Regions from separate parts of the Homo sapiens genome. Here region 1 is linked to region 2. A link is a loop called in an ENCODE intact Hi-C map of the cell type or tissue named here. Cell type or tissue: endothelial cell of umbilical vein. All regions are shown on one strand. Each heading gives the region's core, and the rest is flanking DNA. Links, peaks and the distances in the headings are about the cores only. Region 1 has its middle 33 kb from the start of TANC1. Region 2 overlaps TANC1 (tetratricopeptide repeat, ankyrin repeat and coiled-coil containing 1).

Evidence for each region. Hi-C counts contacts between places; a loop is a spot of excess contacts. Peaks named below come from ENCODE experiments on the same cell type or tissue, not always from the same donor. Only the 100,000 strongest peaks of a DNase experiment are listed, where the experiment ranks them.
Region 1: a loop joins it to region 2, with 7 times the contacts of the local background. A loop is called at or near these places in 2 of 110 quality-filtered maps.

Annotation. Positions count from the first base shown.
Region 1 is chr2:158,928,371-158,943,811 of GRCh38, forward strand. It overlaps the pseudogene RNU2-21P. Among named protein-coding and RNA genes, the nearest start is that of TANC1, 33 kb to the right of the region's middle. RefSeq lists an enhancer at 637-806. In endothelial cell of umbilical vein, for the core only: no CTCF peak of the experiment used is centred there; a DNase peak (open chromatin) is centred at 8,841; H3K27ac peaks cover 1,852 bases.
Region 2 is chr2:159,111,941-159,127,381 of GRCh38, forward strand. All of the region lies in intron 4 of TANC1 (tetratricopeptide repeat, ankyrin repeat and coiled-coil containing 1), which reads left to right. Among named protein-coding and RNA genes, the nearest start is that of MIR6888, 67 kb to the right of the region's middle. RefSeq lists enhancers at 6,677-6,971, 11,647-12,160, 12,161-12,672. In endothelial cell of umbilical vein, for the core only: a CTCF peak has its summit at 6,834 (motif pointing left); DNase peaks (open chromatin) are centred at 6,821 and 7,291; H3K27ac peaks cover 762 bases.

The DNA.
Region 1 (15,441 bases), core at 3,910-11,909, 180 kb before region 2:
ATTTCTTTTATTGTAACATATTTGTCTGGTTTTGGTATTAGGGTGATGCCGCCTCATAGAATGAGTTAGAAACTATTCCCTCTGCATCTATTTTCTGGAACAGATTGTGAATAACTGGTATAATTTCTTCCTTAAATGTTTGGTAGAATCCACCAGTGAACCCATCAAGTCCTGGTTTTGAAAGGTTATTAATTATTGATTCAATTTCTTTAATAGATATAGACCTATTCAGATGGCCTATTTCCTCTTGTGTGCATTTTGGCAGATTGTATATTTCAGGGAATTGGTCTGTTTCATCTAGATTATCAATTTTGTGGGCATACCGTTGTTCATAATATTTTTTATTATCTTTTTAATGTCTATGGGATCTGTAGTGATGTCCCTCTTTCATTTTCGATATTAGTAATTTATATCTTCTCTCTCTTTTTCTTAGTTAGCTTGGGTAGAAGTTTATCCATTGCTTTTGGTTCTGTTGATTTTCACTACTGACTTATTTTTAATTCATTGGTTTTTGCTCTAGTTTTTATGGTTTATTTTTTCTGCTTACTTAAAATTTAATTTGCTCTTCTTTTACTAGTTTCCTAAGGTGGAAGCTTAGATTATTGATTTTAGAGCTTTCTCCTTTTCTAATATATACATTCAATGCTATAAATTTCTCTCTAAGCATTGATTTCACTGCACCCACAAAATTTGATGGTGTCCAAGTCTCCAGGGGCTTACAGAGTGTAAATGTGTATGAACAGGTGAGTCATGGGCCCCTGGATTTCCAGGGAGCCTACATTTCCTGCTTTCTGTAGCATGTGGTCCAGAGTCCTACTGAGAAACCTGCTGCAGACACACCCTTCCCAGTAACCAGCTAACTAACCAACCAAAACCCAAGAAACTAGGAAATCCTAACCAGTGTTTCCTAATCATCAGATTTCTGAGGGGTAGGGTCTGAGTATCTGTACTTTTTAGGCCCTCTATGTGATTCTGATAGACTGGTGCCTTAACTACAACCACACTCTTCCATTTGCATTTACCTGAATGTGATTCACTTTCAGGCTTCAGTATATGATGTTCCTTTGGTCTAGATTTCCCTTCCTCCTCCTGCTCATCCTTAAAGTCCAGCTCAGAGGTGGTCTCCTCCATAAAACCTTCACAGAGGCTCTCTTCTACCCCCCTCTATCTTCCTACCCCACCCACAAATTAGAATTAGTCATTTAAATGTCTATGTCTGCAGACTGGGCCATGAGCTACTTGAAAGCAAATGTAGTGACTATATTCATTATCTATTCCTGAGTAACAAATTACCCCCCAAAACCTGCTGGCTTAAACAACAATAAACGTTTATTAACTCACAGCTGCTGTGGTTCAAGAACTCAGAAGCAGCTTAGTTGGGTGTTTTAGGGCCTAAGCCTCTTATGAAGTTGCAGCCAACATGTAGGCCAGGGTTGCAGTCATCTGAAGGTTTGCCTAGGGCTGGAAAATCCACTTTCAAGATGGCTCACTCAAATTTCTAGCAAGCTGGTACAAGAGGTTAGCAGAAGTTCTCAGTTCCTTTTTGATACAGTGTGGATGATTGTGGCCTCTAAATCTCATGTTGAAATGTGATTCCCAATGCTGGAGGTGGAGCCTGGTGGGAGGCTCCCAGGTGTGGATCCTTCATGAATGACTTGGTGCCCTCCCCACAGTAATGAGCTCATGTGAGATCTGCTTGTTTAAAAAGGAGCCTAGCACCTCCTTCTCTCTTGGTCCCTCTCTCGCCATGTGACACACTGGCTCCTAGGCCTTTTGCCATGATTATAAGTTTCCTGAGGCCCTCTCCAGAAGCAAATGCTAGCACCACACTTCCTATACAGTCTGCAGAACTATGAGCCAAAATAAACCTCTTTTCCTCATAAATTATCGAGTCTTGGGTACTCCTTTATAGCAAGGCAAATGGACTAATACACTCTTCACATGGATCGCTTCACAGGGCTGCTTGGGTATCCTCACAACATGGTGGCTGACTTCCTTCAGAGCCAGTAATATAAGACAGAGCACAGTGAAAGCGTCAATGTGTTTTATGACCTAGCCGTGAAGGTCACACACCACCACTTCTGCATATTCTATTGGTCATGCAGGCCAGCCGTGATTCCATGTAGGAGAAGATTATGGAAGAATGTGTAAATATGGTCATGTACCGCATAACAATATTTCTGTTAGCAACGGGCCAAAAATAAGATGGTAATCCCATAAGATCAAAATACCATAGTTTTACTGTACCTTTTCTATGTTTTGATATGTTTAGATACATAAACATTCACCATTATGTTACAATTGCCTACAATACAGTAGCATGCTGTACAGATTCGTAGCCTAGGAGCAATAGGTTATACCATATAGCCTTGGTGTGTAGTGAGCAATACCATCTAGCTTTGTGTAAGTATATTCTATGACATTCACACAATGACAAAATCATCTATGGACACATTTATCAGAATGTATCCCCGTTGTTAAGTGACACATGACTGTATGAAGAGGTGGAGATCATTTGGGGCCATCTTGGGGGCTGACTACCACAGTGAATATCTGTTCTTTTTGTCCATCGTTTGCTCCTTTCCCTGTGTGGAAAACATATTTCATGTTGTACAACTGCTAGTAAACCCTCCTCATCCAAAGGAGAAGCAGGTAATCAAAGTGTGGCCAATCTGAGGACTTCATTTCCCTAACCAGATTGGTCAGTCAGATGGGCATGTGATCAAGTAGAGCCAATCAATATCTTTCTAGATTTTTGATAAGTGGATTCTTATTGAGAGATGATCTCTATTCCTGTACTTCTTTGAGCTCCAAAAATGATCTAAGCTGGAGCTTCTTATAGCCATTCATTCAGGTTATAGTGGAGGAAGCTATCTTTGGTAAGAGAAAATGAGGCCAGCACACAAACAGGCAAAGATGAGCAGAGATGAAAACAGAAAAAGGAGTCCTAATGAGATCATTTGAGTCCTCTTGATCCAGTGATGCCTGAAATTTACACCCAGACTTTTCAGTTACATGAGTCAATACATTTCCTTTTTTTTTTTAAGCTATTTTAAGTTACTATCACCTGCAACCAAAACAGCCCAACAGATCAGCAGGGTCTATATCTTTTTCCTCTTAAATTTCTTGCATTGGGATTAATTCCTAATACTCAATTCAAATTTGATGAATACATTATTTAACTATTATACTTTTACATAAAAACAATCTGGTACATGCAAACACTGGGGATTTTTTTAAAAAATACTTGACAACTTTCTAAGTAACAGTTACAAGAACCCTAAATATCTTAGAACCTCTAAAAGTTTTGGAATCTGGCAGCCCCCAAAACCATTGTTAGTCTGCTATGCTCAGGGTCAGTTTTCTATAGCTCTGTGTAATGTGGTTGAATGAGTCATTCACCAGGATCCTGAATATACACGGAGCTAGTTGGGGAGACAGGGCTGCTGCTGATGAGTACCACGTTGCCTTAGTGACAGGAAAATGGGAAGGGGCCCTGAGTGGACCTCCAAACACTCACTTATTTAATATGTGGATAAAATTCTGTTGCAGAAATTAAGGTGAGTAAATGGGTTTTTAAAAAAATCCATAGAATGATGGTTGTGGCTGGCGGTTTATGTCCCCTCTAAGAGCCATGGCCAGAGAGGAACTTGCAAAGGAAAGATGCAAGATCAGGTTTACAGCTGCTGGTGAAGAGTCCACTAAATAACCATGCTAGTAATCAGATTATCCCAACTTTTGCCCTCACTGAGAGGCTGAAAGGAACATAGAAAAACATGAATGTTTTGCTGTGACTTAGATCAGTAACTTCATGTGTGAATGGTTGTTCTGGTATAAGATATTATAGGGAGATATAAAAAGAAAGGAAGTCAAATACGGAAAAGAGAGAGGCAAGTTGTCTGCCTTTTTCTTCAAAGCCTTCTAAAATTCCACAGTTTTGTTGCGTCTAGGAAAACTGTTATACACATCATCAACCAAGCGACAGATCTTTATTTTTAATTCATCACAGAAGTCTGCTGCTGAAATGATGCTTGAGAGAAAAAAAATCTCTTGTTGGTAAGAGCCTTTCCTGAAGTCAAGGAAAACCTCAGAATTCCTTAGTTTTCCCCTGGGCTTTTATAGCAAGTCCAGTTTTCTTTAACCCTATAAATTCCTATTGTGGCTTCTAGTCACATACCAACTGTTATTCTTCAGAAAGGAAACTACGGTATCTAAATCAGGTACAAGCCTGGATTCCAGAGTCAGACTGCCTGAATTCAAATCATTGCTCCCCCACTTACCTGATCTGTAGAACCTAGGACAAGTCACATTTTGTGCTTCAGTTTCCTCATCAGTAAGATGGGAATAATAATGTGATGAGCTGGGCACAGTGGTGCATACCTGTAGTCCCTTGGTTTCTGAATACAAGAAGCTGAGACAGAAGGATCACTTGAGCCCTGGAGTTCAAGGCCAGCCTGGGCAACACAGAAAACTCTGCCTCCAAAATAATAATAATACTAAGATAATAGTATGTCTTTACTAAGGTATGGCTTAGAATAGTTACTGGCACATAGTAAGCCCCATATAATTCTATTATTATAATTATATAGACAAAGCCACATGTTTTTCTATAAATCTTCCTTGAAGTTTGACCATCACATGTAGATTTTTTTTTCCTATTTGGCCCTCTTTTAAAAATTATTATTAAATACATCTCATGGTAACTACTTGCGGATAGTTAAATGTTGTTAACTTGTTCAAATCAGTTTGGTGGTACACTGTTGTTAGTGCCTTGCTGGGGCCTTCACCCCTTTGAGTCACGGGAGCTTGGATCTTCTGCCCCTGCACAGGGTCACTGGGTGATGAGGTCCATGAAAGTGAGTCTTGGGCCTATCAGCAAACAAGCCTGAGTCAGGCAAATCAGCCTCATAAGCTTGGTGAGCTCCAGACTCTCTGGCCATAGTCTTCCATGAAGTATTCACTTGAACCAGACGCCACAATGCCCCAGAGCAGAATCCAGTGGATCAAACTACTGGGTGCTGCCTTCAGTGGCAGGCACAATACTAAACAAACACCTAAGCCTGGAGTACCATTCTGGGCTCACCCAAAACTGAGTAGCTGGGACCACAGGGACACACTACCACACTGGACTAACTTTTTCTATTTTTTGTAGAGATGGGGTTCCACTACGTTGCCCAGGCTGGTCTCAAACACCTGGCCTCAAGTGATCCTCCTGCCTCGGCCTCCCAAAGTGCTGGGATTACAGGCATGAGCCACCACGCCCAGCCTAAGAAGTTATTTCTAACATCTCTTATGCTAAACAATAAATTCACTAGTGTAGATTCAGAAAGGAATAGTTGAAGGAGCTATAGTAGCTATAGATTCCAAGTCCAAGGTGCTGATTAGGGCCCTTAAATGCTAACAAACCACCCCCTGGAGGGTTATTCCCCATCAGACTACTTCAAATGTTAATTAGCAACTGCTAGGGTGAATATTAGAACTCACTTTGAAAGCACAAACATATATCTTGCTGTTTAAGCTGAAGTATTTAAATTATTACAATAATTGTCTAATGTCGGTAAAACCCTCAAACCACAACTTGACTTTTTTTTTAGGTGACAGCCTGCCTTTGACTCTGATTTTTAAAGATATTCATAGGTGTCTCATTAAAAGTGAATGATTAAAATAACATCGGCTGATACAATGCTGTGTTTGCAAGGAAGCTTCACAGCTCTTGATATTATAATTGCTGGAAAATGTATTTTCAGATGTGTGGGCAGATTGGAAGTGATTCTACATGTGACTTGGGCACATCAGAGGTAGCACTAACTAGAGCTCTTTAATACCAGAATTATCAGTGGGAAACGGTCCTCAAAGAAATAGATTTTTGATGAAGCAAGTGGAATTTTATAATTTAAATATCAACATATCAACACAGGAAATCTTTTAAATTTTTGCTCTGTATAGAAAACAAGTATTTGGTTATGGTACAAAAACTATGCAGCCAACACCACAGCAGAGTTCATAGGCATGTTTATTTAGGACACATCTCACTCGTTTGCTTTTGAAATTTAACTGAAAGTAGGTCACAGTAGGCAAAATATTAGAAGAAAATATAGATACTTATTTTTAGTGTCCTTGATGGTACATAAGTTTGGCTCTTGTTAATTGCAAGGAGGGTAGCAGGAGGGCATGGATTTATTGCAGGATGAGGGAGAGAAGGCAGAAGGGAAGAAAGATTCAGAGGGCAATTGCCAAAGAAAGGCTTTGTCTACTTTGAAGTGGATCTTAACCAAAGGTTTTGTTTTTGTTTTTTGTTGTATTGATAGGGGAAGTGAAGAAACCCTATAATCATTGAGGAGCAACAACTCATTGGGGTGTAAGCATGAAACTATTTGACTGCTCTCAGCTTATTCTTGTGGAATCCCTGCTTTACTCTGGGCATTAGGCTCTCTTGATGTCTTAATGATGTCTCCATTCAATTCCATAACTTCCCAGTCCCATTTCTAAATGCTCTGTTTCATTATTATTTTTTTTTTTTGAGACAGTCTTACTCTATCCCCCAGGCTGGTGTGCAGTGGCACTATCTCGACTCACTGTAACCTCTGCCTCCCTGTTCAAGCAATTCTCATGCCTCAGCCTCCCGAGTAGCTGGGATTACAGGCATGCACCACAACACCTAGCTAATTTTTTGTATTTTAATAGTGACAGGGTTTCACCATGTTGCCCAGGCTGGTCTCAAACCCCTGAGCTGAGGTCTTCCACCCACCTTGGCCTCCCAAAGTGCTAGGATTACAGGCGTGAGCCACCACACATGGCATCCCATTCATTTTGAAATTCAATCACAAAAACAAAATGTCAAAAGCAGGGAATTTCAAGTTCTCTGTTCTCCTGCCCCACTGTCCCAGTACCTGCCAGTCCAGCAAGGGCAAGGATGGGAGCTATATCTGCTCTTGCATACCCATCTTCTCCTCCTTTCTCAGAGAGGACCACCCTAGGTTTGGAAGACAGAATGAGAGGCACGGTCATTTTACTTGACTCCTCTAGATAAGGGATGGAGGGGGTGGGCACTGGGTGCTGTCACCGAGGTTGCTGCTGCCTCTGTAACTCCAAGAGAACTTCTTCCCCCTCTGTAGCTGCCCATGTTGTTGCTCCCTGGGGACACATGTCCCGGCACACAGTCCCTTGACGTGGGATTTCTAGCTCAGCCTGTTCTCCCCCTCACCCCAGGCTGCCCCTCACTCAAGTGATCTTCTTGTCCAACACTCTCTTGGATGTGGTACTGGCAAGATAGCTCAAGCCCACTGCTTTGTCAACTTCACTTATGGGAAACTCTATTTTTTGCAGCACAAATGGTGGAAATGCAGTCTGGAGCCTCATTAACAGTGAATTAGAGCACTTTGTAGAACACTAGGGGAACAAAAGAAAACAATCTGTCATTAACTCAAAAGGAATGCACCACTCCTGAAAGCATTGCAATTACATGCTGAGGCATGGAGAGGATAGAGCAAGCTCCCAAACCATCTCCCAATTCCAAATATTAATTTAATTCCCTGAACTTAGAGACCACATTTGATGCTTTAACTGATAGGAACAGATACTACATTTGTTTTTAGCCAATAGGCGGATAATGCGTCTACTTACGCCACACCTCTCCTATTTCTCAGTTGAGGTGGAGGCTGACACCTCAGCTCCCTACAGCTCTCCAGTGCTCTCAAACTTTCCCTGATACTGCTCTGACCTGATGTAATGCTCCCAAGGAAACATCTTTCTCACTGAACATAATCAGTCTCAGTATCTTATTCCTGAGGCCTGACCCAAACATCTATTTTGTGTATTCACACTCATAAACCTAAGTGGTCAGCTCAATCCTTCCAGCTCCCATATTTTCTGAACCCCTTTGGGAGTCAAGGGACAACTCTGGGAATCATGTCAACAAACCCTTTCTTTTAAACTTTTTATTATGGGCTGCACATGGTGGCTCATACCTGTAATCGCAGCACTTTGGGAGGCCGAGGTGGGTGGATCATTTGAGGTTAGGAGTTCAAGACCAGCCTGGCCAACATGGCGAAACCCCATCTCTACTAAAAATACAAAAATTAGTCGGGCGTGGTGGCAGACGCCTGTAATCCCAGCTACTCAGGAGGCTGAGGCAGGAGAATCACTTGAATCCGGGAGGCAGAGGTTGCAGTGAGCCGAGATAGTGCCACTGCACTCAAGCCTAGGCGACACAGCGAGACTCTGTCTAAAAAAAAATAAAAGTTTTTATTATGGAAATTTCTGAACATCTACAAAAGTAGGGAGAATAGTATGATAAATTGACATGTATCTACCACACGGCTCAACAGTTGTCCACTCATGGCCAACCTTGTTTCAAATATTCCCTCACCTACTCTCCCTTTCCTCTGAAACATGTATCCAAAATATAGGAATTCTTTTTGTTCTCTATTTTTTAAATAGAGATGGGGTCTCATTATGTTGTCCAGGCTGTACTCGAACTCCTGGACTCAAACAATCCTCTTGCCTCGGCCTCCAAAGTACTGGGATTACAGGCATGAGCGGCCTCTTTTTGTTCTTTTAAACCTAACTGCAATACCATCCACACACCTAAAAAATTAATAGCAATTTCTTAATTATCATCAAAAATATCTAGTACGTACTCAAATTTCTTCAATTGTCCCATAAGTCAAGATCCTAACAAGGTTTACATATTGTATTTGAAACATTACTTATATGAGTCAGAGTACATTATGTTATGCTGTTATGTTTAGCAGACAACTTCAAAATTGGAGTGGCTTACAACAACCCAGATTTATTTCCTGCTCACGTGAGTTTCCACTGTGAGTCAGCCCTGCATCCTCTTCACTCCTGGCTACAAGCTAAAGAAACAATCTGTGTTTGGGATATGCCCAGTTCCTGGCAGATGGAAATGAGGAATGGCTGAAACACACAATGTCTTTTAAAGTTTCTGCTCAGAAGTAGCAATCAACCATCACATTTGCTCACATTTCACTGGTCAAAGCAAACCGCATGGTCAAAGCTGATGTCAGCAGAGAGACGGGAAGTGTAATTTTCCCTATAGGAGACAGCATCTGTTATTGGGAAGAATACAACCTATTCTTACGCCTCTTTTAATTTACAGGTTCCCCTCCTCATCTTGTTTTTTCAGTTTATTGATTGAAGAAAATGAGTAATTTGTGCTTTAGAATTTCCTATATTCTCTGCAGTGTGTTTGTTTAACATATCTCCATGTCACTTCTAGTTCTTCTAAACTTGTAATTAAATCTAGAGGCATAATTGGACTCAGAAAAAAAATTAAGGCCTAAATAGAAGTACTAGATCTTTATATTGCTGTGTGAAGTCATTCAAAAATCCAAATTTTTGGCCAATTTTTGACCTTCCTTGATGGTCATGTGAGTTGTATCAGTTATATCTTGCTGTGTAACAAATTATCCCCAAACCTGGGGGCTAAAATCAAAAATAATCATATATTATCTCATGGTTTCTGTGAATCAGGAATTCAGACAGGGCAGAAGGGCATGGCTTGTTTCTGCTTTATGATTTCTGTGATCTCAGCTGGAAAACTCAAGGACTGGGGGACTGAAATCATCTGGAGGCTTGACTGAGGCTGAAGGCTCTGTGTTCAAGGGGCTCATTCACTTCATTCACAAGTTGGCGTTGGTAAATTGGTTCTCTTCCATATGGGCCTACTCATCTCGCTGCTTGAGCATCCTCACATGGTGGCTGACTCCCTGCAGAGTGATTGATCCAAATGTTGAAGCAATTGCTCCAATGTTGAAGCAGCAATGTCTTTTATGACCTAGTTTGGGGAACTCATTCACTGACACTTCTATTGTTTGCAAAACCAGCCCTTACCTAATATGTGGGAATAGTCTGCACAAAGGCATGAATACCAAGAAAGGAGGTGCACTGCAGACCATCTTGGAGGCTGACTACTATATACATTAAGTGGTTTTTGATGTTAAAAAACAAAAAAGAGCCAGGCACGGTGGCTCATGCCTGTAATCCCAGCACTTTGGGAGGCCGAGGTGGGTGGATCATGAGATCAGGAGTTCGAGACCAGCCTGACCAACATGAAACCCCGTCTCTACTAAAAATACAAAAATTAGCCAGCCGTGGTGGCACGTGCCTGTAATCCCAGCTACTCAGGAGGCTGAGGCAGGAGAATTGCTTGAAGCCAGGAGGTGGAGGTTGCAGTGAGCTGAGATGGCGCCACTGTACTCCAGCCTCGGCAACAAGAGTGAGACTCCGTCTCAAGAAAAAAAAAAAAAAAAAATCTACACTGTGTATGTTCTGTGCAACAATGGTTTACAGCATTTGAGATGTCATGATCCAATAGAATTTCAGAGGAAAAGCTTAGAAGTTCCTAAATGGAACTAGTAGATCTTTATTTTGGCATGTAAAAAGAGCAACCTGTTAACCATCATTATTTTTTATTTTTTATAAAAGTATTTTTCATACAGAAGGATATTATCTCAAAATGAAGAATCATTTTTTGGATGTGGAACAGGGAGAACTCTTCTAAATTGCTAGTGAGGATGTACATGGAGAACCCACTTGGAAAATATTCTGTAGTCAAGGTGAGGATTTACGTACTCTGTCACCCAACGTTTCCGTTTTTTTTTTTTCCTTTTGAGACAGGTCTCCTATGGTGCCCAGGCTGCTGTCAAACTCCTGGCTCCAGCAAGCTTCCTGAAGAGCTGGGAATACAGGTACATGTCATCATGCCCAGCTTTATCACCCAATATTTCTACTCCTAGCCATATATTTACGCTAAAGAAATGCATATACACTCATGCCAGGAGTCATGTACAAGAATGTTCATAGCAGCTTGGTAATAATAGCCCCAGACTGGCAACAAACCAAATGTCCATCACCAGTGGCATAGACAGGTAAACCGGTGTGGAGTCATCCCTCAGTATCCGTGGGAGATTGGTTTCAGGCCCTCGCAGATACCAAAATCCGCAGATGCTCAAGTCTCTTCTATAAACTGGTGTAGTGTTTGCATATAACCTACACACATCCTCCTGTATAATTTAAAGTCTCTCTACATTACTTATAATACCTAATACAATGTAAATGCTATGCTATACCATATTTTTAAATTTGTATTGTTATTGTCATATTGGGTTTTTAAATATGTTTTTGATCTATGGTTGGCTGTATTAGTGGATGCAGAACCAGCAGATATGGAAGGTCAACTGTATATTTATACTATATGCTTCCATCTTTATAAAGTCTCCAAATAAGCAATACACGCATACCTCATTTTACCGCATTTCACTTTACTGGACTTCACAGATACTGCATTTTTTACAAATTGAAGATTTGCTGCAACCCTGGCATCAAGCAAGCCTACTGGCACCATTTTTCCAACAGCATGTGCTCACTCGTGTCTATGTGTTACATTTTGGTAATTCTCACAATATTTCACACTTTTTCATTATTATTATATCTGTTTTGGTGATCTGTGATCAGCGATCTTTGATGTTACCATGTAATTGTTTTGGTGCACCATAAACCGCATCCATAGAGGATGATTAACTTAATCCATAAAATGTGTGTGTTCTGACTTCTTCAACAACCAATCTCCTATCTTTCTCCCTCTTGTTGGGCCTCCCCATTCTCTGAAACACAAAAATGTTGAAATTAGGCCAATTAATAACTCTACACTGACTTCTAAGTGTTCAAGTGAAAGAAAGAGTCACATGTCTCTCACCTTAAATTAAAAGCTAGCAACAATTAAGCTTAGTGTGGAAGGCATGTCAAAAGCCAAGATAGAATCCCAGCACTTTGGGAGGCTGAGGTGGGCAGATCACGAGGTCAAGAGATTGAGACCATCCTGGCCAACATGGTGAAACCCTGTCTCTACTAAAAATACAAAAATTAGCTGGGTGTGGTGGCACATACCTGTAGTCCCAGCTACTCGGGAGGCTGAGGCAGGAGAATCGCTTGAACCCGGGAGGCGGAGGTTGCAGTGAACCAAGATTGCGCCACTGCACTCCAGCCTGGTGAAAGAGCGAGACTGCATCTCAAGAAAAAAAAAAAAAAAAAGCCAAGATAGGCCAAAAGCTAGACCTCTTGTGCCAAACAGCCAAGTTATGTATAGAAAGGAAAAGTTCTTGAAGGAAATGAAAAGTGCTACTTCATTAAGCACATGGATGATAAGAAAGCAAAACAAACATTGCTGAGATGGAGCAAGTTTGAGTGATCTGGACTGATCAAACCAGTCAAAATATTCTCTTGAGTCAAAGCCTAATCCAGAGCAAGGCCCTAACTCACTTCAATTTTATGAAGGCTAAGAATGGTGAAAAAGCTGCAGAAGAAAAATTCAAAGCTAGCAGAAGTTGGCTCATGAGGTTTAAAGAAAGCCATCTCCATAATATAAAAATGCAACGTGAAACAGCAAGTGCTGATATAGAAGCTGCAGCAAGTTATCCAGAAGATCTAGCAAGATCATCGATGAGGGTGCCTACACTAAACAACACATTCTCAGTGTAGATGAAACAGGCTTATACTGGAAGAAGGTGCCCTCTAGATCTTTCATAGCTAGAGAAAAGAAGTCAATGCTTCGGTTCAAAGCTTCAAAGGACATGCTGACCCCTTTTGCGGGGGCCAATGCAGCTGGTGACTTTAAACCAAAGCAAATGCTTATTTACCATTCTGAAAATCCTAGGGCCCTTAAGAATTACGCTTCATATATTCTGCCTGTGCTCTATAAATGGAAATACAAAGCCTTGGTGACAGCACATCTATTTATAGCATGATTACCACTTTTTTTTTTTTTGAGACGCAGTTTTGCTCTTGTCACCCAGACTGGAGTGCAATGGCACGATCTCGGCTCACTGCAACCTCTGCCTCCCAGGTTCAAGTGATCCTCCTGCCTCAGCCTCCCAAGTAGCTGGAATTACAGGCATGTGCCACCAGGCCCAGCTAATTTTGCTATTTTTAGTAGAGGCAGGGTTTCACCATATCGACCAGGCTGGTCTCAAACTCCAGACCTCAGGTGATCCACCCGCCTTGGCCTCCCAAAGTGCTGGGATTACGTGTGAGCCACTGCACCCGGTGGGGTGTCACAAATGTTTTAAGCCTTCTATTGAGACCTACTGCTTACAAGAAAGGATTTCTTTCAAAATATTACTGCTTATTGACAATTCACCTTGTCACCCAAGAGCTCTAAGGGAGATGTACAAGGAGATTAATATTGTTTACATGTGCACTAACACAACATCCATTCTGTATTCCATGGATCAAAGAGTCAGTTTACCTTTCATGTTTTAACATTTAGGAAATATATTTTGTGAGGCCATAGCTGCCATAGATAGTGATTCCTCTGATATATCTGGGGGAAAAAATTGGAAACCTTCTGGAAAGGATTCCCCATTAAGAACATTTGTGGTTCATGGGAGGAAGTCAAAATATCACCATTAACAGGAATTTGGAAGAAGTTGATTCCAACCCTCATGGATCACTTTAAGGGGTTCAAGATTCACAGAAGTAAGTAACTGCAGATGTGATGGAAATAGCAAGAACTAGAATTAGAAGTAGAGCCTGAAGATGTGACTGAATTGCTGCAATCTCAGGATAAAACATGAACAGATTAAGAGTTGCTTCTTAAAGTGGTTTCCTGAGATAGAATCTACTCTTGATGAAGATGCTATGAACATTGTTGAAATGACAGCAAAGAATCTAGAATATTATATAAACTCAGTAAAGCTGCAGCGTGGTATGAGCGGATTGACCCCAACTTTGAAAGGTCTTCTATGGTAAAATGCTATCAAACAGCATCACATGCTATAGAGAAATCTGTCATGAAGGAAAGAATCCATCAGTGCAACAAACATCATTGTTGTCTTTTTTTCCCCGAGACAGAGTCTCACTATGTTGCCCAGGCTAGTCTTGAACTCATGGCCTCAAGCAGTCCTCCGGGCTCGACTTCCCAAAGTGCTGGAATTACAGACGTGAGACACCAAGTCCATTGTTGTCTTATTTTTTAAAATTTCCACAGCCCAGCCTGGGCAACATAGTGAAACCCCCTCTCTACAAAAACTGCAAGAAATTAGCCAGGCATGGTGCCATGTGCCTGTAGTTCCAGCTACCTGGGAGGCTGAGGTGGGAGAATCACTTGAGCCCAGTAGGTCAAGGCTGCGGTGAGCTGAGATCACACCACTGCACTCCAGTGGTGTGCAGTAAGACCCTGTCTCAAAAAAAAAAATTTTTTTTTTCACAGTCACTTCAGCCTTCAGCAACCACCATTTTAATCGGTCAGCAGGCATCACTATTGTGGCAAAACCCTCCACCAGCAAAAAGATTACAAGTCACTAAAGTCTCATGATGGTTTATGGTTTTTAGCAATAAAGTATTTTTAAATTACAGTATTTTTAAATAATGGTATGGTATTGATTCCTTTTTTTTTTTTTTTTTTGAGATGGAGTCTCACTCTATCACCCAGGCTGGAGTGCAGTGGCGTGATCTCGGCTCACTGCAAACTCCGACTCCCAGGTTCACACCATTCTGCTGCCTCAGCCTCCCGAGTAGCTGGGACTACAGGCTCCCACCATTGTGCTGCCGGCTAATTTTTTTGTATTTTTAGTAGAGACGGGGTTTCACCGTGTTAGCCAGGATGGTCTCAATCTCCTGACCTCGTGATCCACCCACCTTGGCCTCCCAAAGTGCAGGGATTACAGGCGTGAGCCACCATGCCCGGCTGGTATTGATTCTTTTAGACATAATGCTATTGCACACTTAAACTACAGTATAGTGTAAACATAACTTTTATGTGCATTGGAAAACCAAAAAATCTGTGTGACTTGCTTTACTGTGAGGTGCTCCATCAACAGTAGTGTAACAAAATGCTGCTAGGTGTCCAGTACTAAAATGAGCTATTAGCCAGGTGCAGTGGTGTATACCTGTAGTCCCTCCTACTGGGCGTCAGAGGTGGAAGGGTTGCTTGGTCCCAGGAATTTAAGTCCAGCCTGGGTAACATAGCAAGATCCTATCTCTGGAAAAAAAAAGCATCTCAAAACAGTAGACTTTAGTGCAGTCATTGAAAGGATATTACAATCCTTTGGAGATATTACAGATTTGGTTACCTCCTGAGTAGCTGGGATTACAGGTGCACACCACCATGCCCGGTTAATTTTTGTATTTTTCGTAGAGATGGGGTTTCATTATATTGGCCAGGCTGGTCTCGAACTCCTGACCTCAGGTGATCTGCCCACCTCGGCCTCCAAAAGTGCTGGGATTACAGGCTTCAGCCACCACGCCTGGACCATGTTTTATAGTTTATAATATTTTATTTCATTCTCACAACAGGCTGAGCATGGTGGCTCATGCCCGTAATCCCAACATTTTGGGAGGCCAAGGTGAGAGGATCACTTGATCCCAGAAGTTCAACACTAGGCTGGGTACCATAGCAAGACCTCATCACTACAAAAAAAA
Region 2 (15,441 bases), core at 2,771-10,770:
TGTTAACATTTGATACAGAAATTGTATGTCTTGAAGTGAGACGTACAAACTAGAATCTCCTGTTGTGTCAGTCAGAAAGAGATTGTGGACTACAGCTCTTCAGTGAAAATTCAGTAGGGATTTCTTTTCTTGAAAGTATTTTTACAAAATAATTCACTTTTTTCAGTTATACAGTTGCTATTAGAGCAGATATGTGCACTCAGAGTTGAATGAATGTGTATGCACTCATATGTACATTAAAATTTGAATGTAGGCATGCAAAATATTCTCAGTAAGTTTTTTGGGTTTTTTTGTTGGTTTGTTTTTTGTTTTTGTTTTGTTTTTGAGACAGAGTCTCACTCTGCTGCCCAGGCTGGAGTGCCGTGGTGTGATCTCATCTTGCTCGGCTCACTGCAACCTCCCCCTCACAGGTGCAAGTGATTCTCCTGCTTCACCCTCCCAAGTAGCTGGGACTATGGGCAGATTCCACCACATGCAGCTAATTTTCGTATTTTTAGGAGAGACAGGATTTCACCATGTTGCCCAGGCTGGTGTCAAACTCCTGACCTCAGGTGATCTGCACGCCTCGGCCTCACAAAGTGCTGAGATTACAGGCGTGAGCCACTGCACCCAGCCTTTTTTTTTTTTTTTTTTCTCGTTTTCCTAAGAGACAGGTTCTTGCTTTGTCGCTCAGCTGGAGTGCAATGGCACAATCACAGCTCACTGCATCCTTGAACTCCTGGGCTCCTGGGTGTAAGCAGTCCTCCCACCTGGGTCTCCTGAGTAGCTAGGACTACAGGCACATGCCACCATGGCCGGGTAATTTTTTTATCTTGCATTTTTATAGAGATAGGGTTCTGCTGTGTTGCCAGGCTGCTCTCAAACTCCTAGCCTCAAGCTATCCCCCAGCCTTGGCCTCCCAAAGGGCTGGGATTACAGGTGTAAGCCACCACACCCAGCCAGTATTTTTTTTTTTTAAGGTTGTGAAGTTTAAGCAGATTTTTTTCTTTTTAAACTTATGGCATTTTTTAAAAAAATTTTTTTGAGACAGGGTCTTGCTGTGTCACCCAGGCTGGGGAATCTCGGCTCATTGCAACCTCTTCCTCCTGGGCTTAATCGATCCTCCCACCTCAGCCTCCCAAGTAGCTGGGACTACAAGCATGTGTCACTACGCGTGGCTAATTTTTGTATTTTTAGTAGAGAAGGGTTTTCTCTGCCTCACCCTGTTGCCTTCAGCCATATTGCCCAGGCTGGTCTTGAACTCCTGGACTTGAGCAATCTTCCCTCCTTGGCCTCCCAAAGTGCTGGGATTATGGGCATGAGAAGTTTAAGCAAATCTTAGCTGCATTAGATGATTTTAGTATATTGTCCCTTTTACTGCCTCCTAAACAGAAAAATTCTACCCAGGATATTGTATTGTAGGAGGACAGACAGACCTGGGGTCAATCCCAAGTCCTTGTTCTTAGTGGCTCTGTTTCCTTAGAAGAGTACTAAATTAATGTCTCTAATAGTTGGTTTCCTCATTGAGAAAGGAGAATAACCTACCTACCATATGGGTCTTTGAGAGGATTGGAAGGAATGTAAAGTGCCTGGCTCCTAGAATATGTTGGAAGAATGCTGCCCTTGCCATGTTCCATCAAACTGGTCCTGACATCTGAGATTGGGGTAAATCGCCCCTTCTGCCTTTTATTGTCCTCTCTCCTGTATCATCCTCTTTTGCCTTTAGTCTGTTTCTCTCACCTGGAGAATAGAGAAGGCACCACTCCTTCAGTGGAGGACTCTTGAAATCTAATTGCTTGCCAGGCACAGCAGTGCACTTGTAATCCCGATTACTGGGGAAGCAGAGGCTGGAGTATAACTTGAGCCAAGGAGTTTGTGATAAGCCTGGGCAGCATAGTGAGACTCCAGTCTCTTAAAAATTTTTTGAACAAAAAAATCTAATTGCTGACATTTGGACTTGGGTTAGCAAATATTGTTGAAACCATGAAAACCAAATTATTCATCATTGGGATCTGAGTTTTTGAATTGTGGGCACGGCTCTGTGGATGAGCTGACCCATCTACAGCTTCTGTGGGAAGGGTCTTGCCAGATACTTAATTGGTTTTCATTTCCTGAAGTGTGTGTTGCTTCCAGCCAAATGCTTTATGCTTATTTATTCTTAGTCCTATTGTAGCTTTTATTAAAAGTGATAAAGATCAGTGAGAGCACAAGGAACCAAGTTTTAGAGGAGTGTGAAAAGCAGTTCACAAGACAACGAGCTGATACCAAAGATTATGGGGACTGAAGGTAGGGAGCCAACCAAGCACCCAACTGTCCTCCTGAGGGGAGGACAGATGTGGCCTGGCTGTAAAGAGATGCCTTGCAGGGGCCACCTGAGTCCCATAAGATTGTCAGGAAGAAATGATATCAGTGGCCAGGTCAAGGAGCTATCCATTAGTTTCTGAGGATGTAATATTTACTAATATTTACTTGGTTTTAGGTTTTACTGTACAGTTAATTTTTTCTTATAGTTTGTGGTATTTTAACAGGCAAGCAGGTGCTTTTAAGGTGGGGGGAAACATCTTAACTGTAGCCTGAAATCTTGACTTACTGACAGTGTTGCTAGTAGAGTAGTGTGTGATACCCAGAAAGGAAAAAATAAACCTGTTGAGTTCAACATGTTTCCCCGAAATGAGCAAGAAACATATATCAGACTGCTTAAGAGAATCCCATTTTTATTTGCATTTTGACACTCTTTTATTATTTTTATGGTATACTTTTCCTGTTTCTTCCTTTCAACCTGGAAATTATTAGTTTGTGTGCCCTTTGGGCTTTAAAATAAAGTTCATTTTATTCTGTGGTCATCTCAAGAGCTCTTACTCCCCCAGTTCTCCTGGACTTGTTTTGGTGAGAGCCTGTTCCAGGATCCCTTTCATTGTAAGAGGACATTGTATGGGTGGATATGATGACTTTTGGTGGTGATCTTTATTTTTGCAAATGGCCTCAGAGGCACTCTGAGTTATTCAGTCTTTCACGCAGTGATTTCATGAGCTTCCATAAACATTTGTTTTATACCAGTTTATTGAGCACCAGCCATGTGTTGGGCTCTGGACTAGAGATGTGGTGGATATAAAGGTAAATAAATACTTGGCTCTAAGCTCTGGGGACCTCCCAGTTTGGCAAGAGATGACAACAGTGAAGACATTGAGGTGTCTACAAAGTGTTGTGACCTCACGGAGAAGAGCGAGACTCTCCTTTCGGAAGCTGGTAAGGGTGTGTGTGTGTGTGTGTGTGTGTGTATGTGTGTCCGTGTGTGTGTGTGTCATTGGAGGAGCCAGGTGTTTTATTTTGGCAGTGATGTCCTATGACAGAGTTAAGCAGAAGAGGGATGAAATAAATAGATTTGGTTTCTAGGACGGTAACTGTTTCACACAGGCCTCCTTGGGGTTGAGACTGGGACTCCTTGAGTCAAATGCAGTATAGTGGCTTAACTCTGCAGGGGAATGTGCAGTGTGGTGGAGGTTGATTTGAAAAAGTTTTAGGAAAAAGAATCTTTAGGTTGTGGTGACCTGTTTGTACATGAGAATTAGGGAAGGAAGAAAGTGCAGAAGGAAAGTACTCAAGGCAGGGGCTTCCTAGTCCTTTTAATCTCATGGCACATATAGGAGATTTTTGTACAGCAAATGGAATCAATGAACTGTCCCTCGGGCACTGCCCCAGACTCTGCCCAACGGTCCGGAGAGCTGAGAGAATCCATATCCTGGCATACCCTTAACTCATTTTTTGCATGCCATTGGGAAGCTTGCCGAGCTCTAGCTTGGTTTTCTTGATAGGTCAAGATTCAAAATATTCTGTTGTGCCTCATGACTTTGTTTTTCTCCCCAGTTTAATTTTCATAGTATTTCCAAGGTGGGCATTATTCCTGTGTTTTGGGTAGGAATTCTAAGGTTCTGAAAGGTAGAATTTCAGCCCTCGTTGGTCCTGGGATTCCAAGTAATGCTGTTTCTGCCCTACCACAGGTGTAGGTGCTGGTGTAATTAACTACAGTGTGGAGTGGTTTGACTTTGCCTATCTTGAACTTTGAGTGCTCCACGAAGCCATGCTTGTGAAGAGCACCAAGGAGTTGAGTGCAGAGTCTGAGCTAAGGTTGCTGGCCTCAAGAGAGAAAAGAGGATTTTGAAACAGGGCATCTGACGCAGAGGCTGTGAAGGTCAAGTATGATAAGGAATGAAAAGTACCTGTTAGTGGCTGGGCGCGGTGGCTCACACTTGTAATCCCAGCACTTTGGGAGGCCGAGGCAGACAGATCATCAGGTCAGGAGTTTGAGAACAGCCTGACCAACATGGTGAAACCCCGTCTCTACTAAAAATACAAAAAAATTAGCTGGGTGTGGTGGCAGATGCCTGTAATCCCAGCTACTCAGGAGGCTGAAGCAGGAGAATCGCTTGAACCCAGGAGGCAGATGTTGCAGTTAGCCGAGATTGTACCACTGTATTACAGCCTGGGTGACAGAGCAAGACTCAGTCTCAAAAAACAACAACAACAACAACAACAACAAAAAAAAAAAAACAAAGGACCTGTTAGCTTTTGGAAATATGGCAATTGATGACCTTTGAGCAGAATAGGCAAACTTTTTCTGTCAAGGGCCAGATAGTAAATATCTCAGGCTTTGAGGGCCACACAGTCCCTGTTGCGACTATGTAACTCTGCCATCGTAGTACAGAGCAGCCTTAGACAATACGTAAATGAGTGGTCATGGCTGTGTTCCAGTGATATTTTATGTATAAAAACACTCAGTGGTCCAATTTGGCCCCTGGGCTGTAGTTGGCCAATGTTAACTTTTGTCTCAGGAAAGGAAAGGAGAAATGGAAACTTAGCATTTATTCAACCATGTGCTAGACACTGCATGAACATTTTCAAGCCTGCAGCTTAGGTATGAACCCCACTTACAGTGAGTTGATGGAGCGCCCCAAGAGCTTAGTTATAACTTTGCTGAAGGTTAGACTGCTCGTTGATAACCAGTTGGGATTTGAACTTCAGTCTAATTCCAAAGCCTGGGTCATTTTCACTTTACTTCATTGCCACCCGGAATAGTGGCCTTCGATCACTCTCGAAAGGTGCAGATGGCACAGGAGCCCTCACACTCTGCCTTTCCACCATATCCTTCACATGACCTTCAGTGAAGCAGTGTTTGCTGCTTTACCCTCCTCTATGCTGAGGGTGAAAGGACTGTCAGGAACACAACCTAAATACAACATAGAAAGTAAAAGGACTCTCCTGTATGTGACGAGACCTCTTAGTTACCATTAAAGCTTGGGTGAACTTCTATTTTTAATAAAATTTAAATTCAGAATAGCGTTAGATTTATAGAGAAGTTGCAAAGAATGCAGAGTTCCCGTGCACTCCATACCAAGTCTCCTCTTATTAACATAGGACATTAGTATGACACACTTGTCAGAGTTAATGAACTGATATTGATACCTACTAAAGTCTGTACTTTATTCCTTTTTTTTTTGAGATGGGGTCTTGCTCTGTTGCCCAGGCTGGAGTGCAGTGGTGCAATCTCGGCTCACTGCAAGCTCCGCCTCCTGGGTTCACGCCATTCTCCTGCCTCAGCCTCCCGAGTAGCTGTGACTACAGGTGCCCGCCACCACGCCCGGCTAATTTTTTGTATTTTTTAATAGAGACGGGGTTTCACCGTGTTGGCCAGGATGGTCTCAATCTCCTGACCTCGTGACCCGCCTGCCTCGGCCTCCCAAAGTGCTGGGATTACAGGCGTGAGCCACCGTGCCCGGCCTATTCCTTTTTTTTTTTTTTTTTTTTTTTTTTTTTTAAAGCTTATTCCCAATGTCCTTTTTCTATTCCAGTATCCGAGAGGACACCATATTGCATTTAGTTGTCAGGTCTTAGACTCTTCTTGGCTGTGGTGGTTGCTCAGACTTTCCTTGTTTTGATGACCTTGGCAGTTTTGGGGAGTGCTGGGCTGGTGTTTTGCAGGTTGCCCCTCTACTGGAGTTTTTCTGTACTGGAGTTTTTCTGTACTGGAGTTTTTCTCTACTGGAGTTTTTCTCTACTGGAATTTTTCTGTACTGGAGTTTTTCTCTACTGGTGTTTTTCTCTACTGGTGTTTTTCTCATGATTAGACTGGAGTTACAGGTTTTGGGGCAGAAACCACAGAAGTGAAGTGCCTTCTGCTCCCATCTTTTGATGTACACAGTAGCTACCTGGCTTATCACTGTCTTGACTTCGATCACCTGGCCAACGTAGTGGGTGCCAGGTTGCTCCAAGGTGAAGTTATTCGTTTCCTTCCCTCCCCCTTCCATATATTAACATGAACGCATTTGTATGCATGCATAGATGCTGTATGTGGAGTGTGCTGTACTCTCCAGAAGGCAGGAAGTCGCTGTGTGCAGCCCACACTTAGGGGTATGGTGGTGTACACCACCACCATGAGAGTGGAGGATCTATGTAAATTGTTTGGAATTTTTCTGCATAGGAGATTTGTCTTGTTTCCCATTTATTTTCATCAGTATGGATTCCCGGGAAGATGAACTCCCAGTGTTGTACTTGGGTGTGATTCAGGAGTATGCAAGCCTTTCTGCCCCACTTTGTTGCCTTGTTAACTAAGGGAGGCTGAGATAAGTCCTCTCAGGTGCAGTCAGAGTCTGTCCTAAGATGGGGGTAGGGAGTTGCTGTGCCTCAGTGGTTTACTTTCTCAATATAGACTGTTAGCCATATGTGTGTTACCTGAAACCTTAAGGAGAAAGCATTTTTGGCCGGCCTGGAAAGGACACAAGCAAATGTAGCCTTGATGGTGGAGAAACGTCTCTAGCAGGGCTGTGCATCTGAATCAGCATTGAAGCAGCGCCACCTTGTGGTTGATGCTGAATGAGCTGTGTATTCGGCCAGGTTCTGTGATTCTTACCCTGTCTGCATGCTGTTCGAGTAGCTAAAGTACTTTAGAAAAGAAGAAACACTTTAAACTCTTAAAGAAAAAGAGAAGCTACCTCCTAACTTTGCCTTTGTACATGACTGGGTACACAAACAGCAGACATCTTAAAGTAAAAAATCTCTGTAGTTACTTTGTTTGACATACTGTTAATCATGTATTTTCTGGTAAGCCTTTTTGTCTCTGATTGTTCAAAATTGTTCAATAGCTGAGGCGTAAAAGTAGAATAGGTTATAACCCCAAGCCTCTGTCATATTTTTCTTTGGTATAGGCAGATTGGGCAGTTATTTTAATATTCATTCTTCTTTGCCCCCAAATGTCTTCAGATGTTTTTGTACACATGCGTAAGAGGTTTGAGCCTATGTAGGAAGTAGCCAGGGAGTCTACTGAAGTCCACTGTAATGTGTGGGAATGTGGAGCCAGTTATGATTAACAGCTGTCTGCATCCTGGATTGTTTAACCCATTGTTTACACCCACTCTTCAGAACCAGTGGAGGTGGGGGAGTTGGGAAGATGGTTTCATATGACCTGTGGTTGACCTGATTGACTGTTAGCAGGTGCTAAGATGGAGATCAGTTTCAGTTGGTTTTAAAAAAAATCAAGAAGCAGCCACTCTGTTGTAATAAATCATTGTATATTCAGGAATTCTAACTGTAATGTAAAATCTTGATCACCTGTTTTAGAGTAAGGTAAGCAATGACTGTAGTTGCTTTAACCAATAAAAATTCGACATCAACCTGAGCTGTAGCATGTTTAATGTGGAAACCCTGTTCTCTGTTTTGTCCTGAATGCTGAACACTGATAGGAAGTCAGATGCGGTAGCTGAGAGGTCACGATGGCCTGGGTTGCTGCAGGGGACGGCAGCAGGCACTCTTAGGAGGTGAGCTGCGGTCGTGGCTTATCTGGCCCCTCTCACTGATGTCACAGGTTACCTATGCAATCTGTGAGTGCAATTTGTCCTTTTTAGACTCTAAACAGATAATGGCTGAGCCCCCAAATATGGCTTTGCTGCTGCGCTTGATGTTTGCAAGAGGGAAGAGGTGTTTCAGATAATGGAAAGCATGTGCTTGCCAGTGTGAGCTCATCAACAATGAGGTCAGAGGAGGACAGTGCCTCTTGCTCGCAAGCCCAGCCTTCATACTGCCTTTTCTTTCAGTCTCAGGTGCAGCCTGTTGTGGGATTGTTAGAGGCCCCTTGCATGTGGTCTGACATGCCAGCCTTCTGACCATGTGCAACAGGACTGTGGGCTACTCCTGACTTCAGAGATAGCATCTTTGTACAGATGCCAGAGATGCCAGAGACACCCAGGAGTTGAGTCTGCTGGGGGACATGGACAAGGACGTAGGTGACAATAGTGTATGTGCTGTGGGGAAAGGATGACTGTGATAGCATGTGGAAGGTTCTAGAATTCAGAGGGTAACAGAAATGAGATGGCAGTCCTTACCAGCAGGGTGGGCACTGTGGGATAGGGAGTAGACAATGGTGGACTTGGACTTGAGGGAGTAGTTTGTTTATTTTTTTTTAATTTTTTTTTAGAATCTTGAACTTCCATTGAGTATTCTGAAAGGGAGAGATTGACTTTACATGGTGGAGGGACTATTTTGAGCCTTTTGATGTTGAGAGAAGCATTTTATGTACAAATGATATGAATTTTGCATTGCTATTCAGTGCATTATGGTTAAAAATTTTAAATATGGCTTCTCACAAGACTTAAAATTCAATGTGTCAATCTTGTGTTTAAAAAAATTTTAATTATTTTTAGAATGAATTTCACTTAAAGCTAAAAATTATGTATTTCAGGATAGGGTGTGGTGGCACAATGGATCATCACTCACTGCAGCCTCAACCTCCCAAGCTCAAGTGATCCTCCCACCTCAGCCTCCCAAGTAGCTGGGACTACAGGCACACACCACAACTAATTTTTGTATTTTTTTGTAGAGATGGGGTTTCACTGTGTTGCCTAAGCTGGTCTTGAACTCCTGAACTTAAGCGATCCTCCTGCCTCTGCCTCCCAAAGTGCTGAGATTACAGGCATGAGCCACCGTGTCTGGCCTCTCCTTTCTCTTTTACTTACGGCAGTTGAGGCCCACCTAGATAAGCCCCTCATCTCAGGATCCTTAACTTAGTCACATCTACACAGATGATTTTTCCAAATCAAGTAGCAAATACCATAGGTTCCAGGGAGTATGTCTTTGGGAACCATTATCAGTTTACCACACCTTCCTAACACAAGGTAACCTGATGGTCTAATAACATGTTTGCTGGAGTACTAGCTAGCATGTCCACATGTCCTGCCAGAAGAAGGAAAGAGAAGAGCAAAATGGGGTTTCTCCCAGCTGGCTCATCTTTGTAAACAGTCTTCCTTGAAATCCTACCTGATGCTGGCTCACCTCTCATTGGCTCTGTGGACCTAGCTGCCAAGGAGGCTGGGAAATGCAATTATTTATGCACTTAATTGCACTAGGGTGCTAAAGCATAATTTTCTCCGCTATTGTTGTTGTTTGAGACGGACTCCCACCCTTATCGCCCAGGCTGGAGTGCAATGGTGCAATCTTCGCTTACTGCAACCTCTGCCTCCTGGGTTCAAGTGATTCTTCTGCCTCAACCTCCTGAGTAGCTGGGGTTACAGGTGCCCACCACGATGCCTGGCTAATTTTTGTATTTTTAGTGGAGACGGGGTTTCGCCATGTTGGCCATGTCTCAAACTCCTGACCTCTGGTGATCCACCTGCCTTGGCCTCCCAAAGTGCTAGGATTGTGAGCCACTACGCCCAGCAGTTACGAGAAAGGCAATAGCATAATTCATTAATTAGGGAATCCAAAAAGATGTTAATGGTTTAGGAATTTGGGTTATAGAGATTTATATTGTCTGCCAGAGAATTGGTATGGACAAACATTGCTAGGGACAGGAATCATTTGCACTGCCAAGTTTTCTGCAATTTACAGACCTGTAAACTAGTCAATAGAAAGTCAAGAGTGTACACAGCTATGGAAAGATACTGTCGGAGGGTCTGCTTTACATAAGCAACATCCAGGCCCACTGAAGGTACACCCTGTTATCTCTTTTGTCCCTTTCCAAGTGTTTGAAACTTTTTATTTATTTATTTTTGAGAGATGCTCTCGTTCTGTTGCCCAGGCTGGAGTGCAGTGGCAGGATCACGGCTCACTGCAGCCTTAACCTCCCAGGTTGAAGTAATCCTCCCACCTCAGCCTCCCAAGTACATGGGACTACAGGCACACGCCACCACACCCACCTAATTTTTGTATTTTCTGTAGAGACAGGGTTTCACCATATTACCCAGGCTGGTCTGGAACTCCTGGGCTCAAGCCATCTGCCCGCCTTGGTCTTCCAAAATGCTGGAATTACAGGTGTGAGCCACTGTTCCTGGCCTATTTTTTAAAATAGTGAAAAATTAGGGCTTTCTTACAGAGGTGGAAGGAGATGATAGATGCTGGGGCTGGCCTTTAGCTGTTGCTCTCTATACATGGGTCAGAGATGTTTACCCAGGATTTGAGACTTGGGGACTTCCTATAACTGGGTATCACTATTATCATTGAAGTGGCCAGACCCTCTTTTCTAACTAAAAAAAAAATTTAATGTGTTTTTTTAAAATTAACATAGAGCAAAAATGAACTTTTTTTTCTCATTGTACAGATCTGTGACTGTCAAATGCACAGTTGTGTAACTACCACAAAGATACCAGTTCTTTCACCCCAAAATATTCCCTCATGCTGCTCCTTTGTAGTCAACACCCAACTCCTGACAACCCCTGAACTGTCCTCCAAACCTATAGTTTTGCCTTTTCAGATGTCGTGTTTAGAATTGTGTATAACCTTTTGAGTCTGGCTTCTTTCGCTTAGCCTAATGCAGTTGATTCATTCATGTTGTAGTGGGTATCAATTCTTTTTCTTTTTTCTTCTTTTTTTTTTTTTGCAGAGTAATACTGTTTTCCAAAGTGGTTCTACCATTTTGCATTTTCACCAACAGTATGAGGGTTTCAGTTACTTTGCATCTTCACCAGCAGTTTTTATATTTTGTTTTTTAAGTTTTAGCCATCCTAAAAGGTGTGCAGTGGTAGCTCATTGTCCAAGCTGGCCCTTTTAATGGTCTCAGTGCAACCTAGTCAGGTTGAAACTATGATCCATAGCTAATCTTTGGACCTAATCTGATTAAACTCATAAATCCTATTAAGAGCAACAGTGCTTACAGGTATTTCTCTAGAGACAATTGCGTTCTGCATCTCTGTTCCCTGTTCTTGCCCTTGATCTCTGCACCCTGATCTTGGCCCATGAGTGCAGGTAGAGGATTCGCTGTGTGTGGATGTATGCAGATGCATGCCAGAGCAGGTAGGTGTGAGGATGGGGCTGAAGAATTTCCTTCAGGTGCTCCCTTCCGATGGTGATTTTTTTCTGTATAGGGCGAAGGGTGGAGTGTGTATGTGCGTGTATTAGATTTGTTGGAGAAGGCTGGGATAGTCTTGACCTGGTCACTGTGGAGGATGGAAAGAGAGAGTGCTATTGAGTGAGACATAGGACTGCTCTGCCTTCACCCTCTCCTGGCTGGTTAGGGAGGGGTCGTGGAGCACCTTCTAATCAGTGGAAGCTTTCAAGGGACTGGGCTGGGACCCACGCTCCCCTCACCCCACCTCAACCCCTCCAACACCTCCCCATATCTCCCTTCTCACATTCCTCCCCTTACTTCTGAATCTCCTGCCCTGACAGAAATGAAATGGAATTCTGTGGTAGCCACTGTACTGAGTAAATATTGGAGAAGACATTCCCAAATTACAGGATTTCTTAGAAGTTACTAATTTATAGCAAATGAGTATAATTTACTTAAAAAGCAGAAATAAACTTTTTCTTATTGAAATATATATTTGTGCCCCACCTGAGTACATAGCTCTGTGCTAAACACTGTAAAGAAGCTAAACAGAGACAAAGTTCTCTTCCTCCAACTGCTTTTACTTCGTTTAGGAAATGGAAAGAGTAAAACCCCCTGCCTCCCACCTCTGTGGTCCCATTCAGTGACGCCAGTCTCCCCTCGTGCCCCCAGCCTCAGGTACAGCTCAATCGCTGCCTTCCTCCCTCCCGCTGCTGTTTTTCCCAAGTCATTTAACATCATACTGTTTTGTCTTCATACTTGAATTTTGAGCTTTCTTGGGCTGTGGGCAAGGTCTTGCATAGCTACTCCAGACAGGCCGTGCCAGTGGGTTTCAAACTTGAGTGGGAGGCCAGGTGAGGTGGCTCACACCTATAATCCCAGCACTTTGGGAAGCTGAGGCGGGCGGATCATTTGAGGTCTGGTGTTCGAGACCAGCCTGGCCAACATAGTGAAACCCTGTCTCTACTAAAAATACAAAAATTAGCCGGGTGTGGTGGTGCCTGTCTGTAGGAGGCTGAGGCATAAGAATCACTTGAACCTGGGAGGCAGAGGTTGCAGTGAGCTGAGATCGCACCACTGCACTCCATCCTGGGCGACGGAACGAGATTTTGTCTCAAAAACAAAAAACAAGCCTGAGTGGGGCATCGGAATCACTCTGTGGTCTGGGGAGGGGCTGAGAATTTGCATGTCTAATAAGTTCGCAGGTGATGCTGTTGCTGTTGGTCCAGGGGCTGGTCTGAACCCACAGGGAAAGAAAATTCTCAAGGATCCTGCCTTCCTTTTGGAGTCAGTTACTTCAGGCAGTGGAGGGCTCACTTCCTCCTTGTGCAAACAACAGAAGAGCCCTGTGGCTTAAGGCCTACTTCCTGAGTTCCTTAGACAAACTCTGAAATTAGCCATTCTAGGAAGATCGATCTTTCCTCCAGGGATATCTTTAAATCAAAGTTTGTGGTTGTTCAATTGTTTGTAGCTATTTTCTTAACCATTCCTACAAAGCTAAGGAAATCAGCTGCATTTTTTTTTTTTCCAGAGACAGGGCCTCATTTTATCACCCAGACTGGAGTACAGTAGCATGAGCATGACTCACTGCAGCCTCGACTTGTGTGATCCTCCCGCCTCAGCTCTCCCCACCCCCCGCCCTCCTCACCAAGTACAGGCACGCACCACCATGCCCAGCTAATTTTTGTATTTTTTTGTAGAGATGGAGTTTCACCATGTTTCCCAGGCTGGTCCTGAACTCCTGGGCTCAAGTGATCCTCCCACCTCAGCCTCACAAAGTGCTGGGATTTCAGGCGTGAGCCACCATGCCCAGCTGGTATTAGATTCTTTATGGCACATTGTAATTACTACCAAAAGTCAGAGGAAGTAAGAGCTAGAGATTTCCTCCTTGTGAGCTCACAACCAGGCATGAATGAAAATAAGGCTTAGGTGGAGTTCTGCCCATACAGATTTATTAGTAGGCTGTCACAGCACAGCCACACAACCTGCTTTATACGCCTGGTGAGGCTCCAGCTTTGTCCTTTTCAGGAGTCTGCTCTGACAGCAGCTTGCATTTGGTGTTTACCTGTAGCACATGAGACAGTGTTTCATAGACATTATGTCAGTGTTTTATTGCTGCCCTGAGAAATTACTACAAGCTTATCTTAAATCTATTATCTCACAATTCTTTAGGACAGAAGTCCAGGCACATCTGGCTCTCTTCTCTAGGTTTCCTTAGGCCAAAATCAAGACGGTAGCAGGGTGGTGTTCTGTTAAGGCTCAGGGGATGAACCACTTCCAGGCTCATTCAGGAGGGCAGAATTCAGTTCCATGTGACTGTAGGACTGAGGTCCCCATTCCTTCCTTCCTCCCTCCCTCCCTTCCTTCCTTCCTTCCTTTTTTGACAGAGTCTTACTCTGTTGCCCAGGCTGGAGTGCAGTGTCGTGATCTCGGCTCACTGCAACCTCCGACTCCCGGGTTCAAGCAATTCTCCTGCCTCAGCCTCCTGAGTAGCTGGGAATACAGGTGCCTACCACGCCCAGCTAATTTTTTGTATTTTTAGTAGAGATGGGGTTTCACCATGTTGGTCAGGCTGGTCTCGAACTCCTGACCTCAGGTGATCCACCCGCCTCGGTCTCCCAAAGTGCTGGGATTACAGGCGTGAGCTGTTGAGCCCGGCCTAGGTCCCCATTTCTTTACTGGCTGTCAGCTGAGGATTCTTCTCAACTTTAGAGGCTGCCTGCATTCCTGTTTGTGGTTCCCTTCCTTCATCTTCAATGCCAGAAAGGTGGCTTCCTTCTCACACTTTAGTGTCTGACCCTTCCTCCTGCCTTTTCTCACTTCTGCTTTCGAGGGTCTGTGTGATTATAGCAAGCTTACCCAGATAATCCAGGATAATCTATTTGAAGGTCATCTAATTAGTATTCTTAATTCCATCTGCAGAGTCCCTACATGGTCGTACCCAGATTGTGTTTGATTCAGTAATGAGGGGATGGGATCTTGGAATGATATCTTTAGAATTTGGCCCACCAAAGGCAGAATTCAGGTTTTCCTGCCATTTTACATCAGGGACTTAACAATTCCTGGGAATCAGCAGCTGGACCTGGGGCCATTTACTTATCAAACCTAGGGCACCATTCTTAACCTTGAGCCTTACATTTCTGAGGCTTATTACAATCTGGCCTGCTAGATTTTTATATTTGGGTCACACACAGGCAGAGTGTTTCTGACATTTCCAGTCAACTCCCTTACCTCAAATATCATCAATTTCACCACTGAAAATGTTCCAACAGCTGTAATACTAATTAACAAAGTCAGTAATTTAACCAATATGAAAGCCCATTTCTGACCCAAAGTATACTAGTTAACATAACCTGCTCTTGGTTGGTGATAAGGATAGCTAGCAGACTGGCTTGCAGTAGTGTCTCTTGAGTGTGGCTTTTTGATTAAAAGCTGGTTAACTACTCTTGGAGCCTGTCTTCCAGATTAAGACAATTCATTGCTTTTAGGCAGTTGGCTTACAGCCACTGGACATATCCCAGCTTATGTTGAAGTGTTTTGAAATAAAATTCAAATGATATAGTAGACTCTTGCCATCTTAACCGAGAGCATCGAGAGTTCAGTCATGTCTGTGGTTCTCACCCTTGTGCCTGGTATGCAGTGGATGTGTCACAGATATTTGTTGAGTAAATAAAATGAATTAATGCATTTCCATGCTTTCATATATAACAATTTTAGTACAGTGTGAGAACAGCATGACAGATTGCACTGGAAGAAAGCAGAAATGTTACTCAAGTTACTTTGTTGTACTAGGAGCTTATTGTACTCATGATGCTATAAACATGTAGACTACAAACTGGAACTTGAAAGTGTTAACATTTATTTTAATGATACCTTATTGAAAGGAGCATGGCTACAAAAAAATCCCATCAAAAAGTGGGCGAAGGACATGAACAGACAATTTTGAAAAGAAGACATTTACATGGCCAACAAACATAAGAAAAAAAGCTCAACATCACTGATCATTTGAGAAATGCAAATCAGAACCACAATGAGATACCATCTCATGTCAGTCGGAATGGCGGTTATTAAAAAGCCAAGAAACAGATGCTCGTGAGGCTGTGGAGGAACAGGACCTCTTTTACACTGTTCCTGGGAATGTAAATTAGTTGAAC